3 separate regions of the Homo sapiens genome follow, and regions 2 and 3 are each linked to region 1. Evidence: chromatin loops called from intact Hi-C (ENCODE). Cell type or tissue: endothelial cell of umbilical vein. All regions are shown on one strand.

Region 1 (5,000 bases):
ATATATATGTAGAAAAGTAATTAAATAATGATAGTTATCAAAAGAAAAAGAAAAGCCCAGTTCACCAACACAGGAGCTAGATGACAATGTTTCTTCTCAAGTGTGTCCACTGACATGTATATGCAGAAAAATTACTAATATAACAAGCCACTAAAAGAAAGCAAGAAGCCCACTTCACAAAATACAGAAAAATAGTGACTACCTGTTAAAGACTCACTTTTAGTGGTGGAGTGTGCACTAATTCATGCAGATTAACTGTGTTTGCAGATGTTAAAAACCACTGTAGATGTAAATAGAACTTTTTCCTTCCAAGCATTTCAATTTTTTAGAATAACTTTTCACAATAGCAGATTATAAACATGTGTGTTTGGCTAATAAACCTAGATTTCCCCCTAAACACATAATTCTGATAAAATCTAACAAAAAACAGAGAAAGAAACAGGAAAACATTTTTATGTGCAGAGAAATGTCTTCTTCAGGCCAAGGACAAACAGCACATGCTAATTTGCATGGTTTTAATAAAAGTGTTCTAATTATAGCCTACTCTAACTTACCCGTGATTTATCAAAAGAAAAAAAAAAATCAACTCCAGGTTGGACTTTTTGTGACCTGGAAGCTCTCTGGCCCTGTAACCCTCCTTGGTACTTAGTATGGTGTTTCAGAAACTATAATACAAGTTATGTTCATTACCTGTTTATTAAAATGACAAAGGAAACAACATAATGCATAAAATATAACCAGATTATCTGCTACTTTGGATTACCTTTACTAATGTTCTCTTTTAGAAGGACAGATAAATGGGAGTTAACTTTTGTCAAGCCCTTTTGTATGAGTCTTTATTTATTATAAGAATTCCTGAAAACAATTTAAGAAATGGACATGCAACCAGAGGCAACAAACAAAAATGAAATTCTTCTAGTCTCAAGCAACATTTCTTAGTGCAAGAAATAAAGTATTTTCTAAGCCTTATTCTGGGTACACATTTTGCTCCTAGCTTTATTTGCTTTTTGCAACAGCATTTAAGAGAAAACCAACTGACCATTTACAACCTAAACAATGGCTTTGGGGTATGATTAAGAAATGCACCTGGGCTCACTCAAACAACACGTTTGTTTAACCTGGTGACTTTCCTGTGTCTGGGGTCAGGCAGGAGCAATCTTGGTTGGGGGAAGGAAAGAAGAGCAAATACAACTGACTCACTGAGAACAAAATGGTTGCACTAACTACCCTTTGTAATTACAACTGTTTTAACAGTTTCTAGTAGGCAAAGCTGTCATTTAAGTGACCCACTATAATTTGGGATGAAACCCGAAGGAAATTTTGCCAAGTTTAGAATAGGAGTTGCATTTCTGAGTTTACTCAGCATGATGAATCCACTAAAATGCTGACTATTCTTTTTTTGGCATAAACTTACGTCAAGGGGAAAATGAACATTAAAATGAATATAGCTAGAGAGGCAAACCGTCACAACATTCACTCCCAGGAGCAGACCATAGTTTATTTTACTTTTTGTATCTTTCTATTATGAAACATTTCAATCATATAGAAAAATGCAGAATAAAATAATGAACACCCCCCAAACATCATTTAGTTTTGATAATCACCAACACATGGGCAATCTTATTTTATTGTACCCTATCCACTCTGCTCTTTGAAATTATTTTAAAAAAAAATGTTCTTTTAGAGACGGGGTCTTGCTCTGTTGCCCAGGCTGAAGTAAAATGGTGCAGTCATAGCTCACAGTAACTTGAAATCCGGGGCTCAAGTGATCCTCCTGCCTAAACCTGTCCCCGGTAGCTAGGACTACAGGTGTGCAATACCATGCCTGGCTAATTTTTAATTTTTATTTTTTTTAAATAGAGACAGAGTTTCACAATGTTGCTCAGGCTGGTCTCAAACTCCTGCGCTCAAGTGATCCTCCAGCTTCAGACTCCCAGAGTGCTGGGATTACCGGCATAAGCCAATACACCAGCCTGCATTAAAGCAAACCCCAAACAACTGATGTTGTATTTCATAAAAGCTTTCACTGACAATATATGTATATATTTTCATAAGGATCACGCCAGAAATCTCACTGAGCATGAGATGTCTAAACCAACTTTAACCACACCTTGTAAAACACTTTACACTAAAACCTATCTGCCTAGAAAACCAATTTGCTTGAATATAAGTGGGTAATTCAAATGACAAAATAACTTTAAACACAACCCTCTATTAATTCATGCGGGGAAAAATAGCAACATTCTCAGATTGGGAAAATAGTGCATGTTACTTTATCCCTATGGTTCTAGTCTTTGTGGACATTCCAATCAGTGAGAGACAATATTAAAAGTAACATGGATAGATTTGCCTGGATGGAACTTAGAAAAGTAGGTAAAGGCTACTAAGGAGGCCGGGAGCTGCCTGGAATAAAACTTTTCCATTTTCCTTCACTACTGTACATCCAGAATAAAACAGAATGGCAACAGACCAAAACTTAGGAGCTTCAAAAGGCACTCATCAAGCAGTCTAGCTATTTACAATAATTTATTACCAATCTTAAAGATCAAAAGGAACTCCATCAAGCATTTAGATTCAATTCCTCACTGCCTGATGACTAAGTTGTAGAGGAATGAAGGGAAGCCAAAATAATCTGAGGTGACTTTGATACAATGCCACAAAGGATATGAGGAGGAAGCCGGTAGAAGCTGCAAATGGCTAGGTTCCATTAAGAGTTCTAATAAAAGAAGAATGGAATTTCCCTTAACTGCGAATTTAAAAATGTTACAAGTGGGCGAAATTTAGACAAGCCAGGCAAAACCTCTGATTTGCCATCGCCTTTTTTGTTGTTGTTGTTAAATGTTAACTTTAGCCACTGCTGCACTTATGTTCATTAAGTGGCTTCATCTAAAAAAAAATGCAACACTACCTTCAGAAATCTGGCCAATCTCATTCCTTTTGCTGTTGTATTACTTATCAGCCTGCTCCTTCTGTCTGCATTGTCAGACCCTATTGGCTCTCTCAATCTCTTTCAAACAAATTGCTGCATTCTGCAATGTGACTGATTTAGCTTGAAAAATGTAACTTGGAATGATATAAGTTTTAGTATTACATATCACCATGGTCACATGAAGCATAAACATCTCTTTTACGAGTTTTTGGTGCTTAAGTCAATTGGTCACTATAGAAACACTAGAAGCTAGTGTTTCAAATTCTTTCAACTTCTATGAACTGGCACAATTTTTCCCTCCTGAATCCAGACATCTCTGTATTTTCAACTGAGGAAAGTAGTTTTCACACTACTTACTTTGGCTAGTTAAAAAATCCCTACCACATGTCTCCCTATAAATTCATAGATAAAGATTTAAGTTTATATTAGCATTTCAACTGTGCAAATTTTTTGTTTGCTTCTGAAATCACCTCGAATTAACAGATTTACTGGAATCCTACATGGTTTAGAAGTTTTGCACAAGTCTCTGAAACCTTGTAATCTATTTCCCCATGAAGATGTGGAGTTAAGCATTTTCTTAAAAATGGCTACATATTTTTTCTTTTTAAAAGAGTGCTTATCTTTTACAAATATATTGTAAAATACTTACAAGTGAAAAGATGTCTAGGAATTTTTCAAACATGAGGGATGGAGAAGGTAGGGTATAAATGACACAGACGGACTATGAATCTATGAAGCTGTGGGATGGGTACATGTGGGTCGTCACGTTATTTGGTCATTTTCTGTGTAGCAAAGCTCCAGGCAGTAGATATTTCAGACATGATGCTATGTACTAATTTTTATTAGGATTTTCATTTAGAAAAATAACTTTCTATCAGGAGGAATGAAGAATCAAGTTTTGCAGTCAGCATTTCAATTATCTTTACCAATCCAAAACCCAAGTTCCTCCAGTACAGTGTTTGGAAAGAAAAAACAAAAACCAACCAACCAAAATACACCCCAAAATGTGTCTTTTCACTGTCTTTGAGATTTCAGTGCCAATATGTAACTAGATTTCAATGTGAATAAAATATAATTATTATAGTTCAGAAATATAACATTTCTGTTTTCTTTAAAAGGGATAAAGAGCTAAAAAATTTAAATTGAAATATAAATGTAATTGGTAAGTGTATTTCAGAATCACCATATGTTGGTGAAAATTGTACTATACATTCGGAAAGACTTTAATACTTAATATGCTATTAACATGCTTCTCTTACCTTGTGATCATATGGACTGTAAGAATGAAACACCCGAGAAAGATCTTTTGTCCTTTGCTTTTTCTGTGAAAAAAAACAAAAAAAACAAAAAACCAACATACAAACAATTGAGTTGACAGCAGATAAAAAATATACATGTGTGTATATATCTCTACATACATAAAGTTTTTTTTTTTTTTTTTTAAGAGATTCTTCCTTTGTGGAGGCTGAGAAGACACAGGGGTGCAACTAAAAACCAAAGTCACTTTATGGTTATGTGGGTCATTATCACAGAGCAACCAGGTGACCTCTTCCTAGAAGATTTCATAACTAAAACACTAATCATCATCAAAAACTGTATTTGAAAATACATAACAGACTAAAATGAAGAAAACACTGAAAACGAAAGAAAATTTAATACACAGGGCACTTCCGATTTCATTGTAATACCAACTGCTGTTACTCAGAATTGGGCACAGACATGCATTCATTTAAACGATACACCTCCTTCAGGCTTCCTGGTTACAGCTTGGGTCTGTCTGCTGGAGCTTGCAGCTATGAGGATACCTTTACTGTGTCACTGCTATATAGCCTAGGTACCCTGCATGGTGTTTTACACACAGCAGGCACTCAATAAATACTGGCTAAGTTAATGAATAAATGAATGTATGAGTTATACAGGCATATAACTCTTAATATCTGTAATGATGACACATAAGCCTCATAGATTAGTTATGAAGAGAAGGCTCTTTTGGCCGAGCATGGTGGCTCATGCTTGTAATCCCAGCATTTTGGGAGGCCGAGGCAGGTATATCACTTGAGGCCAGGAGTTC
Region 2 (5,000 bases), 550 kb after region 1:
ATCACAGGCACAGAGACGTTTGTGAAATACAGGCTGGTGCAAAAGTAATCGTGGTCTTTGCCATTACTTTCAATGGCAAAGACCACGATTACTTTTGCACCAACATATTCTTAATTATGCCACGTATACCAATTTGAAAGTTACCAAGTTTTTCGGATATTTGAGTCAGTCAATGTCTTTCAGATCCAGATGAGACCCAAAAATGGGGAGGCAACAATTTCAAGACAAAGCGAAAAGAACATTACACTTTCAGATCAAGAGCTAAAAATAAGGAAAAATACCCCTCCTAGTATATTCTCTGTAGAAAGAACACAAATAAGTAATAAGGAGAAGCTTCTGTAGATGAGGAAAGATAATAAAGATGAATTATATTTAAGGTACATAAATTGTTTTCCTTCTATGGAATTTTTATTTTAACAAATTTTTTTAAACAGTTGAGTTCTCCCATCTATTTTAGGCCTTGGTCTCTGCTACCTTAAGGTCATGAATTTATGAACCACATACAGTATTTTCCTACCATGGGAATCTTTAGATGCATAACCCTCAAGGTTTAGGGAACAGAAAAATGGATGCAATAAAGTAAAAACTGCCAGTGATGTCTAGTTTTCATTCTTGTAATATTTTCTCACTGATATTAAACAAAAATCAAGAAAAAAAATCAAAAGATGTTAATAAGCCCTTGCTTAATAAAACCAATGACCCAACTCTCTTTCCTAATTAAAAGCTTACAGTACTTAGAGTGCTTACTATTTTCAATGAATGTTCAGACATAAAGTCCTATTAAAATTATGTATATTTTATAATTTCCTCCATTACTGATACATGCTTAAAGAAATTGATTCTGAGATACATTTTTCTTGTTCTTTTTCAGTTCTTGACACAGACTAGTGAGTGGCACTATGGACTAACAAGCATATTCAACCAACACAGAGGATCGAAATTAAAAAGCTATAACATATTAACATATCTAGGCCACACAGAAGGGTCATGAGGCAAGATCATCAGCATAAATTAGCACATTATTACAAGGCATCTAAAGGAACCAGGCAAAATCTGCATGACAGATCTTTCTTTCATAACGAATATATAATGCTATTTGATTGCATTTCTTTTAATCACAAGTATTATTTGGAGGGAAAATACTCGTAGTCTAATATCACATTTTACTACCTACCCAAAATTGGAATTATGGACAGCCAGGGTATGTATGGGGTTGGAGAGGGAAGCCTGTTAAAACCATTTTTGGGACACTTAACTATCTTTGTCCATTTGTCCAGAAACAAAGGGGTTTAAAAAAAAAATCACTGAGTGCATTTTTGCTTTTTCTAATTTTCCCACAAAAATCTGAAAGCATTAAATCATTTAGGAAAAAAGCCTTTGTTATTTACCAAACCCACAGAATTACACATCTACTAAAAGAGGTGAAATAGCAGTTCAGTTTGTTAATGAAGCCCTGTTTTTTCATCTCTACAGTAAGAATATCCTAAGACTACGGCCTCTAGGGTATTAAAGAGTCACAGTATCTTCTTTTTATTTTTTATGCTACTCATAGCTCACAGAACCACTGTCAAATACTGGAAGAAAATATCTATATGATAGTCTTTAGCTACTGGAACTGTTGCTGAATAATCAAATCCTCCTGTAATTATGCATTTTTAAACAATTCAGACAAATCGCATATGTAGCATATTACTAACATCAACAAACCCTGCTAGAAGAGTGAACATTTAAATATAAGCACATATACTCCCATGAACATAAAAACAAACCTCTAACTGCCAACTGTGCCTTCACTTCCCCCAAGCTATATACATTTAGTAACTGAGACAGTCATTTCAGAGTTAGGAGGATGGGTTTTTAACGGAAAAAAATGTAAACTTTCTTTCCAAGGCATGGTACCCTAAAAAGTGATTTTCAGAGAGAAATAAAAACTGAAACATACAAATTATATTGCCTCAAAATAGTCCCTACTTTTAAGTAAAGGAAACAGTAGAAGCACATCTGAAATTATTATATCTTGGACTTCTAAACTTACCCCCACAACAAAAGTAAAACATTTTATAATAGTAATGGAACTGTCTTGTGCTTTTTCACCCCTGTAAAAATCACTGACAAATGCTGTTCATTTAAAAATATATATATATATAGATAGCTTTGATGGGATAAAAAAATATCCTACTTGTATTCTCTTTCTAGGTCATAAACTACATTGGATGTAATAGGCTGTATAAATGAACAATCAGGAGGTTTCCGTCTAACTGTATGGGAAGTGTATTCACCACATCCTGCTATATAAATAACCCTCACTTCAAGTCAAATTCATATTATCTAATTTTTGCATTTCTCACCCAGAGAAGCTCTTCGCAGGACCTGGACCTAGATTCTCCTCTCATCACACAACTGTGAGTAGGAAATTCAAGCAATGAAAGGTTTTGCTACATTTTCAAAGGTACTTTTAAGATAAAATAACTTTCTAAAATGAATAAACCTGGGCAGTGTGACCTAAAAGCCACATAAATAATTTATTTGTGGCTGTCATGTTTTAATCACTGGACTGTTTTCAGAGGCTTAAAAAATTTAATGGTTTTTGTTATACAAAAGCAACTAGGTTTTCCATGAAACATTAGCTGTCACATTAATACAAGGTTTTATCATTAATTACAATGGATCACACAGGAGTTTATATCTACAAAATGATTGTTAAATATCTGAATTTCCAAACCATTTCAAAATAAAAATGAAACCTGGTCCTAGTAAACTTTACATGAATTAAAGATCCATTTACAAAACAGAAAATTAAATGTAAAAAAATAACCTCAATTTAAAACATTTGTAGATAAAACATTCAACACACTTTTTCATCAAAAAATGCAAATTAAAATATTAAACATAGGTAAACAGTGCCATCTTTTGGTATATTTAGGAACTGAGCTAAATTGTACAAAAACATCTTTAACAGATGAAAGGTGAGTAGAGCAAAGAATTCAAAAACCATCAGTTTATCATTTTATAACATTTAAGCTTTATAAATATATTAGCTTTTTTGGAGATGGGGTCTTGCTATGTTGCACAGGACAGACTCAAATTCCTGGCCTCAGGTAATTCACCTGTCTCAGCCTCCTGAGTAGCTAGCATTACAGGCACAAGTACCAAGCAGGCTATTTTTAAACTTATAAATATTTCCAAAAACATATTACCTCACATTTGTTTTCACTTCAATTTCATGAGATTAATAGAGCATCATTACATTTTAAAGACACTGAGGCTCAGAACATTTTAGTAATTGATCCCAAAATCCCTCAGTTAAAAATGATTGAGCCATCGCTGGCTTAAAATTGCTCGTTTTTACATTCCAACATTAATTCATTAAGCTTAGATAATGAGCCAAGTTATATAATTATTCTGTATTATAAGCAATGAACAAATTTTTATATTAGTTAAGATTCTGTAAAAATCGTTTGATTGCTTTTAGTATTTTTTGTATAATTTGGAAAGGAAAAGATACTTATGTTTATTAAATGAAGAATACACATTGACTACATTCACACAGCTGCTTACACTTCACAAATGCAAAAACTTTTAATCCAATATAGTATTCTTCATATCTCTATGTTAATGAGAAAAAAAAAAAGCCCTCGTTGGCTAGGTGTGGTGGCTCATGCCTGTAATCCCAGTGACTAGGGAATTTGAGATGGGAGGATCAGTTGAGGTCAGGAGTTCAAGACCAGACTGGGCAACACAGTGAGACACCATCTCTATAAAACTAAAAAAAAATTAACAAAAATATTTTTAAAAGCCCTTGTTTATGGCTTGCACATGATTTTACACCACAATATAAAAAGCCGTTACAAATGGAAATGATAAGCTTCAAATACTCTCCCTAAAGCTTCTCTGGCTTAATTTTGATCTTAGATGTGTCCATATACCATTTTCAATGTCTTCCACTTTTGTATTGTTCAGTGATTTTCTGAATAGTTTTATTAAGCCATAACATTTATTCCAGAACACTCTCACAATTCCTTCATTTTTGTAAGCTAGCTAATAATGAACTTCCTCATGGAGAGAAAAAAAATATTCTCAATGATCTATCTTTATCTTTGATTCACTTGTTACTAAGAATTTTACTCAAACTGCAATCATTAGTTCTTTACACAGCAGACTTGAAGATCATGGTTAAAACACAATCATTCCATCTTATATCATATAGCAATTCAATTAAAAAGAACATCAGAAAAAAGACAAGTCAATAAGATCACCAAAAAGGCTACTGAAAACACTGCTGAAGGAGTGAAAGCAGAGAAAGAGTCAATGGGATGAGCCATAAGCACTACATCTTCTGTCAAATGGAACTAGGTGATCAAAAACAATTAGACACTAACTCAGAAATGTAGTTACTTCACCCATTAGGCCTTACCTCTTGTCTACCGTATATTCAAGAAAAAGCACCGTATAGGACATGAGAATTGATAAACTTAGCTGTCTCTAAGTATGATTTGCCGGGAAAGATTGAAATAACATGCTAACAATGAATTTTTTTTTTTTTTTAAGATGGAGTCTCACTCTATTGCCCAGGCTGGAGTGTAGTGGCATGATCTTGGCTCACTGCAGCCTCCACCTTCCAGGTCAAAGCAATTCTTCTGCCTCAGCCTCCCGAGTAGCTGGGATTACAGGCGCCCACCACCATAGCCGATTAATTTTTTTTGTATTTTCAGTAGGGACGAGGTTTCACCATGTTGGTCAGGCTCTTCTGGAACTCCTAACCTCAAGTGATCCGCCCACCTCAGCCTGGGATTACAGGCGTGAGCCACCAGGCCTGACCAACAGTGAATTTTTTGATGGATTTAATTTCATCCCCAGGCTCTCCTTTTTTCATCTTTAGTAGGGCTGGATGCTGTCTACCCTCAAGAGTAAATAGCATTCCAGATCTTCTCCAGAGACTCTAAATTTCCTTTCCTTATTTCTGAGTGGATGGAAATCCCATTTTGAAGGCCCTTATTATT
Region 3 (5,000 bases), 160 kb after region 1:
GAATACCTATTTTATTGAACACTCTAAGCCCTGGAACTGAAACAGTCACTCCACAGAATAGGCACCATCAGCAGTTAACTCATTAATCAGTATGGCACCAACCTAAGGAAAAATGTCAAGTGTAGTTAAGGTTTAGCTCACATATTATTAATTATAAGGTATCCATTTTTCTCATAGCAACTATTCTAGTCTGTCTTCATTATTCAATTAAAAATAGTATTCATTTTGTTGCTGCATTCAAAAAAGTTGGTTGCTGCCTAAACTGAGTGTTTGTGTTGGAAAACCTGTTTACTGACAGTTTGCTTTCTATTTTCCACAAATCAGACTTTAGGAAAATGTATATATATTCTTGTCGTTATTATTGTTATAAAGAATCCTGACTTCAAATATCATACCCTGCAATGATAATGCTTCAAAAGTCCAGAGGAAATACTTTGGGATCCCCCTCATGTTATTTAAAATGAATAAAACAGAGTCAGCAAGAGCCATTCAGGCCTTTCATGGCACACAGAACTTTTCTCAATCCATATTCAATGAAATGATCAGCCTATTTTCAAAGGCCAAATGATTAACGAGGCTAAAACAAACAATGAAGGGAGCCTGTGAAATTTGCTCACGCTCAAGTGGTTTGTTGCTTCTGAAGAACCTCAACACACACACACAGGCACACAAACTGAAGACTTTAGCCTGAACCAAAGTATAAGTTTCTAGAAAGTGTCTTAAAATTATAATTTTAAATTACCTTTAGTTGACAGAACAGAAGAGTTTCAAAAATACATTTAAATATTCCTAGCCAAGAGAGACAACAAATAAAACACATGGCTTTTATGTGAACGTGGACTTAAAACTCACAGAATAAAAAAGCATAAAATAAAGATCTTCGCTCCTCTTAATATGTTCCATGAGGTAGAAAAAAACACAGCAAAAAGATTTCCAATCACTATTCTTTCCTTTAGCATAAGAAATATAATTACTTCAGCAAAAAACTAAACCATATGAAAACATTTTCACTTTTTCCTGCCTGTCTATCTTTCTGAGACATACACATCCTCACCCACACCCACACAACATGGAAAATACAAGGATAGAAATAAGATTTTAGTTTTCCCAAATTAAAGAATCAATAACTTAGCATTGAGAACAGAATACATAGAAAAAAGAGCACTTAAAAAGCTTTTTAAAAAATAAAAAGCTCAATACATTTTAAAAGCTGAAGATATTTTTAGCATCTGAAAATTAGTAGTATTATGGATATATGGGTTTTCATAGTTTAAATTAAATACCTACTTCCAGAAATAATAAACCTTTGCTTAATCTTAATCATTTAATAAAAAGCTTTATCCTCCAAAGAAATAGTCTGGCATGTCCATAGGCTATTTTTAGAGGTGTACAATTTTATAAATATTCTCTGTACACGGAATAAATCTTTTTCTATTTAAAAAGTGGACTGAAATTAGTGGTATCATCTTTAATATTATATCTGCCATTAGGCGCTGGACTCATACAATCTTTTTTTTAACAAAATCTTATCACAAAATCCACTCCAGGAAAAGAGATGGCTAAGTAACAACATAAACAGATTTTAAAACATTCTGAAAGAGGTTATAAAAACAGGACATTATCCATGATTTTCCAGTTACTGGCATTTGAGCAACACAATATGAATATTTTAAAATGAACAGAATAATTTTAATTTATAATTTTTCCATCCAAATGGTTCCATGTTATGCCTTATGTAGAGAGTGTGGGTTCCTGGAACAGTGCCTTGCTGTTGCTAGATGAATATAGAAGGGGAAAAATCGCTATGAATAGGAATGGAAATAACATCCATAGAGAAACAGCAGCCAGCTCTTCAAGCTGCATAGGTGGGGACCAATAGCCCCCTGGTGGGCTGAAACCTCAAATTAAATCACATAAAGAGGAAGCAGCTGTAACACTAAATCAGCAACAATAGGAACAATGGTCTTGATGTTTCCAAGATCAAGGCTGCTAAAATACTCTATATAATAGCAACCTGGTTTAAAACACAATGGAACGAAAGAGCATGAGCAAAATGAAACCCTTGGACTTGAGGAGAATTTTGCTTTGCCAATTCAATTCAAAAATCTGTCAAAGATGATCTTGTTCTTAGTCAACGTGAGAAAGTTCAGCTTTTGTAAGGGTGTATTTCAAGCATGAAGAATCCTAATGAGAATGGATCCTTCAAATAGGATATGGAAGTCATTACATACTAAAAGTGACGCTAAATGTGGAATCCCCATGCCTGACATCCTTTTCCCTGGAAAGTCTCCTGATTAGTCATAGCACAGGCAGTTCCTGCCAGGCCACGCTTGCATATGAAGTCACCAGAGCACCTGAGGGCTTCAGTAGTCACTCATGGACACACATTGGGACACATGCTTATATCTGCACACTTAATTGGCTAGACTTACGGACAGAAGTGCTTGCCTAAAAAGCTTCATTTCTTAAGGACTTCAGTTATGAGCTTTATTTCTTTGCACGTTCAGTTCTCAATTCATCCAAACCTTTATTTGGCCCTTACCGTGTGCCCTTCAGCTCTTCCAGCTCACGATAGATATGGATTCACCATTAAACTGGCTATTAGCTAAGAGCTGGCAAGGGGACACTGACTAACGTCCTGGACCCTTTGCATCCATCCCTATTGGTGGTGGGGATACAATGGGACAGTCTTCATGAACACAGCCTTAGACCAAAATGAAGGGCCTGCTGGGCTAGCTTAAAATGGACACAATGTCAGGTTCAGTAAGATAGTCCCAGTCTGCACTATAACTTGGAATTTGGTAAGTATATGTCAGGAAAATAAACACATGAAAATGAAAAAGAGGGGGCGGGCGCAGTGGCTCATGCTTGTAATCCCAGCACTTTGGGAGGCCGAGGCAGGCAGATCACGAGGTCAGGAGATCGAGACCATCCTGGCTAACACGGTGAAACCCTGTCTCTACTAAAAATACAAAAAATTAGCCGGGCATGGTGGCGGGCGCCTGTAGTCCCAGCTACTCGGGAGGCTGAGGCAGAAGAATGGTGTGAACCTGGGAGGCGGAGCTTACAGTGAGCCGAGATCGTGCCACTGCACTCCAGCCTGGGCGACAGAGCAAGACTCCGTCTCAAAAAAAAAAAAAAAAAAAGAAAATGAAAAAGAGATAAAAGCAGGAAGAACTAAGATAAGAGAAGTGAATGCCCATTAAAAACTTCCATGCCTGTAAAAATAAATACATGCAAAAAAAGAAAGTGGTGGGGTAGGAAAGTAGGAGACAGAAATTAGGGTTTTTTCACGCATCCAAGGGAAGATTTTACTTTTTTCTAAAATTGTTCATCTACCTGACTTGTTTTCGTTTTCCCAAAAATTGTTCAGTCTACCCAACTTTTTAAATGAACATTATGTTCATCAGATCGTCCACCATCCTTTTGATGCATTAATTTTGGTAAAAGGAAAAGCAAATACTAGGAAGAATGAAATGCACTGTACAGGAAAAAAGCCTTAAGTTTAGCTATGAGATTCCATTATCATCTTACCCAAGCAATTACAGACCAGCCTGTAGATGAAACACAAGCCATTTTTCCCTGAATAAACAGCAACCCCAACAGCTAGATTCCCATCTCTGCGCCATAGCAATCTGAGATGACAGGAGACGGAAGTAGAAGACCTAAAAGTTTGATAATAAAAGAAGGATAATATCCTCAATAAAATAGTCTCACCACAAAGAAAATCCTCTTTGAAAAATCAAACTTTGCCAAAATTCAATTTCAAAAGATTATGGCTCACTATAACTATGTATGAGCTTCACTGTAATGAATTAAAATATGGGTGAAGACTGATTTTATCTAGTCAAGAAGTAGCATTTCTCTAGTAGTTCCTGCTTTATCTTTGAGGAAAATTTTCAAGATAAGTTGTTTCAATTATTCATGAGTAGTCTCTAAAAATAACCACAAACATACAAAAACTGTAAATAATGATTATGGGGATCTATAGTTAAAGAGCACTGGATGGCAGGGAAACCTACATCAAGTACACATCATTTAAAAATCCTTGGAAAATCTGCTAACTCTACCTCCCACTACCCGGTGTGTGCTCTCCACTCTCCATCTTTTCTTTTCTTTTCTTTTTTTTTTTTTCTGAGACTGTTTCACTCTGTCACCCAGGCTGGAGTGCAATGGCACGATCTCGGCTCACTGTAACCTCCGCCTCCGAGGTTCAAGTGATTCTCCTACCTCAGCCTCCTGAGTAGCTGGGATTACAGGCGCACACCACCATGCCATACCCAGCTAAGTTTTGTATTTTTAGTAAAGACGGGCTTTCGCCACGTGGCCAGGCTAGTCTCCAACTGCTGACCTCAGGTGATCCGCCCACCTCAGCCTCCCGAAGTGCTGGGATTACCGGCATGAGCCACCGCGTCTGGCCCCTTCCCCATCTTTTGTTCTCCATTCCTATCCTTTGTTTTTTCCTCTCAATTTTATCCTTGAGTCTTTCTCCACCATCCAGTTCCAGCCTGTATTCTCCCACTAAGGAAAATACATTAAACATATATGTTATATTTATTTAATATGCATTAAATTAATCAGCTTTTACTTCCTGCTGTTTCTTTTAAGGGTCACAGTGCATATTAAATTTTTAGGGGTTCTTTCTTCTTAAAAAAATAATCTTAGAGAATTCAGAAATTACGCTGGGTGCAGTGGCTCACGCCTGTAATCTCAGCACTTTGGGAGGCCAAGGCGGGCGGATCACCTGAGGTCGGGAGTTCCAGACCAGCCTGACCAACATGGAGAAACCCCATCTCTACTAAAAATACAAAATTAGCCGGGCGTGGTGGCACATGGTTATAATCCCAGCTACTCAGGAGGCTGAGGCAGGAGAATCACTTGAACCCAGGAGGCAGAGGTTGAATTACCTGTAGTTCCCAGGGGAAGTCACTATAGCTCCGGCCACTATGCTTTACGCCCATGCTGTTTCCTCTGCCTAAAATGACCTCTACTCTTCTTTG

The links. A loop is a pair of places that touch in the nucleus more often than their neighbours do. Peaks named below come from ENCODE experiments on the same cell type or tissue, not always from the same donor. Only the 100,000 strongest peaks of a DNase experiment are listed, where the experiment ranks them.
Region 2: it touches region 1 in a loop (3.0-fold over the local background); 2 of 110 quality-filtered maps call a loop at or near these places.
Region 3: it touches region 1 in a loop (10-fold over the local background); 2 of 110 quality-filtered maps call a loop at or near these places.

What each region holds. Positions count from the first base shown.
Region 1 is chr6:21,107,652-21,112,651 of GRCh38, reverse strand. CDKAL1 (CDKAL1 threonylcarbamoyladenosine tRNA methylthiotransferase) reads right to left here. Exons shown (of 16, transcript NM_017774.3): 13 at 4,189-4,251. Among named protein-coding and RNA genes, the nearest start is that of LINC00581, 400 kb to the left of the region's middle. In endothelial cell of umbilical vein, no CTCF peak of the experiment used is centred here; DNase peaks (open chromatin) are centred at 1,101, 2,811 and 3,001; H3K27ac peaks cover 2,873 bases.
Region 2 is chr6:20,562,287-20,567,286 of GRCh38, reverse strand. The region is part of intron 4 of CDKAL1 (CDKAL1 threonylcarbamoyladenosine tRNA methylthiotransferase); the gene reads right to left. Among named protein-coding and RNA genes, the nearest start is that of CDKAL1, 30 kb to the right of the region's middle. In endothelial cell of umbilical vein, a CTCF peak has its summit at 2,910 (motif pointing left); DNase peaks (open chromatin) are centred at 2,336 and 2,806; H3K27ac peaks cover 941 bases.
Region 3 is chr6:20,950,104-20,955,103 of GRCh38, reverse strand. The region is part of intron 9 of CDKAL1 (CDKAL1 threonylcarbamoyladenosine tRNA methylthiotransferase); the gene reads right to left. Among named protein-coding and RNA genes, the nearest start is that of CDKAL1, 420 kb to the right of the region's middle. In endothelial cell of umbilical vein, a CTCF peak has its summit at 1,884 (motif pointing left); DNase peaks (open chromatin) are centred at 1,903 and 2,243; H3K27ac peaks cover 1,482 bases.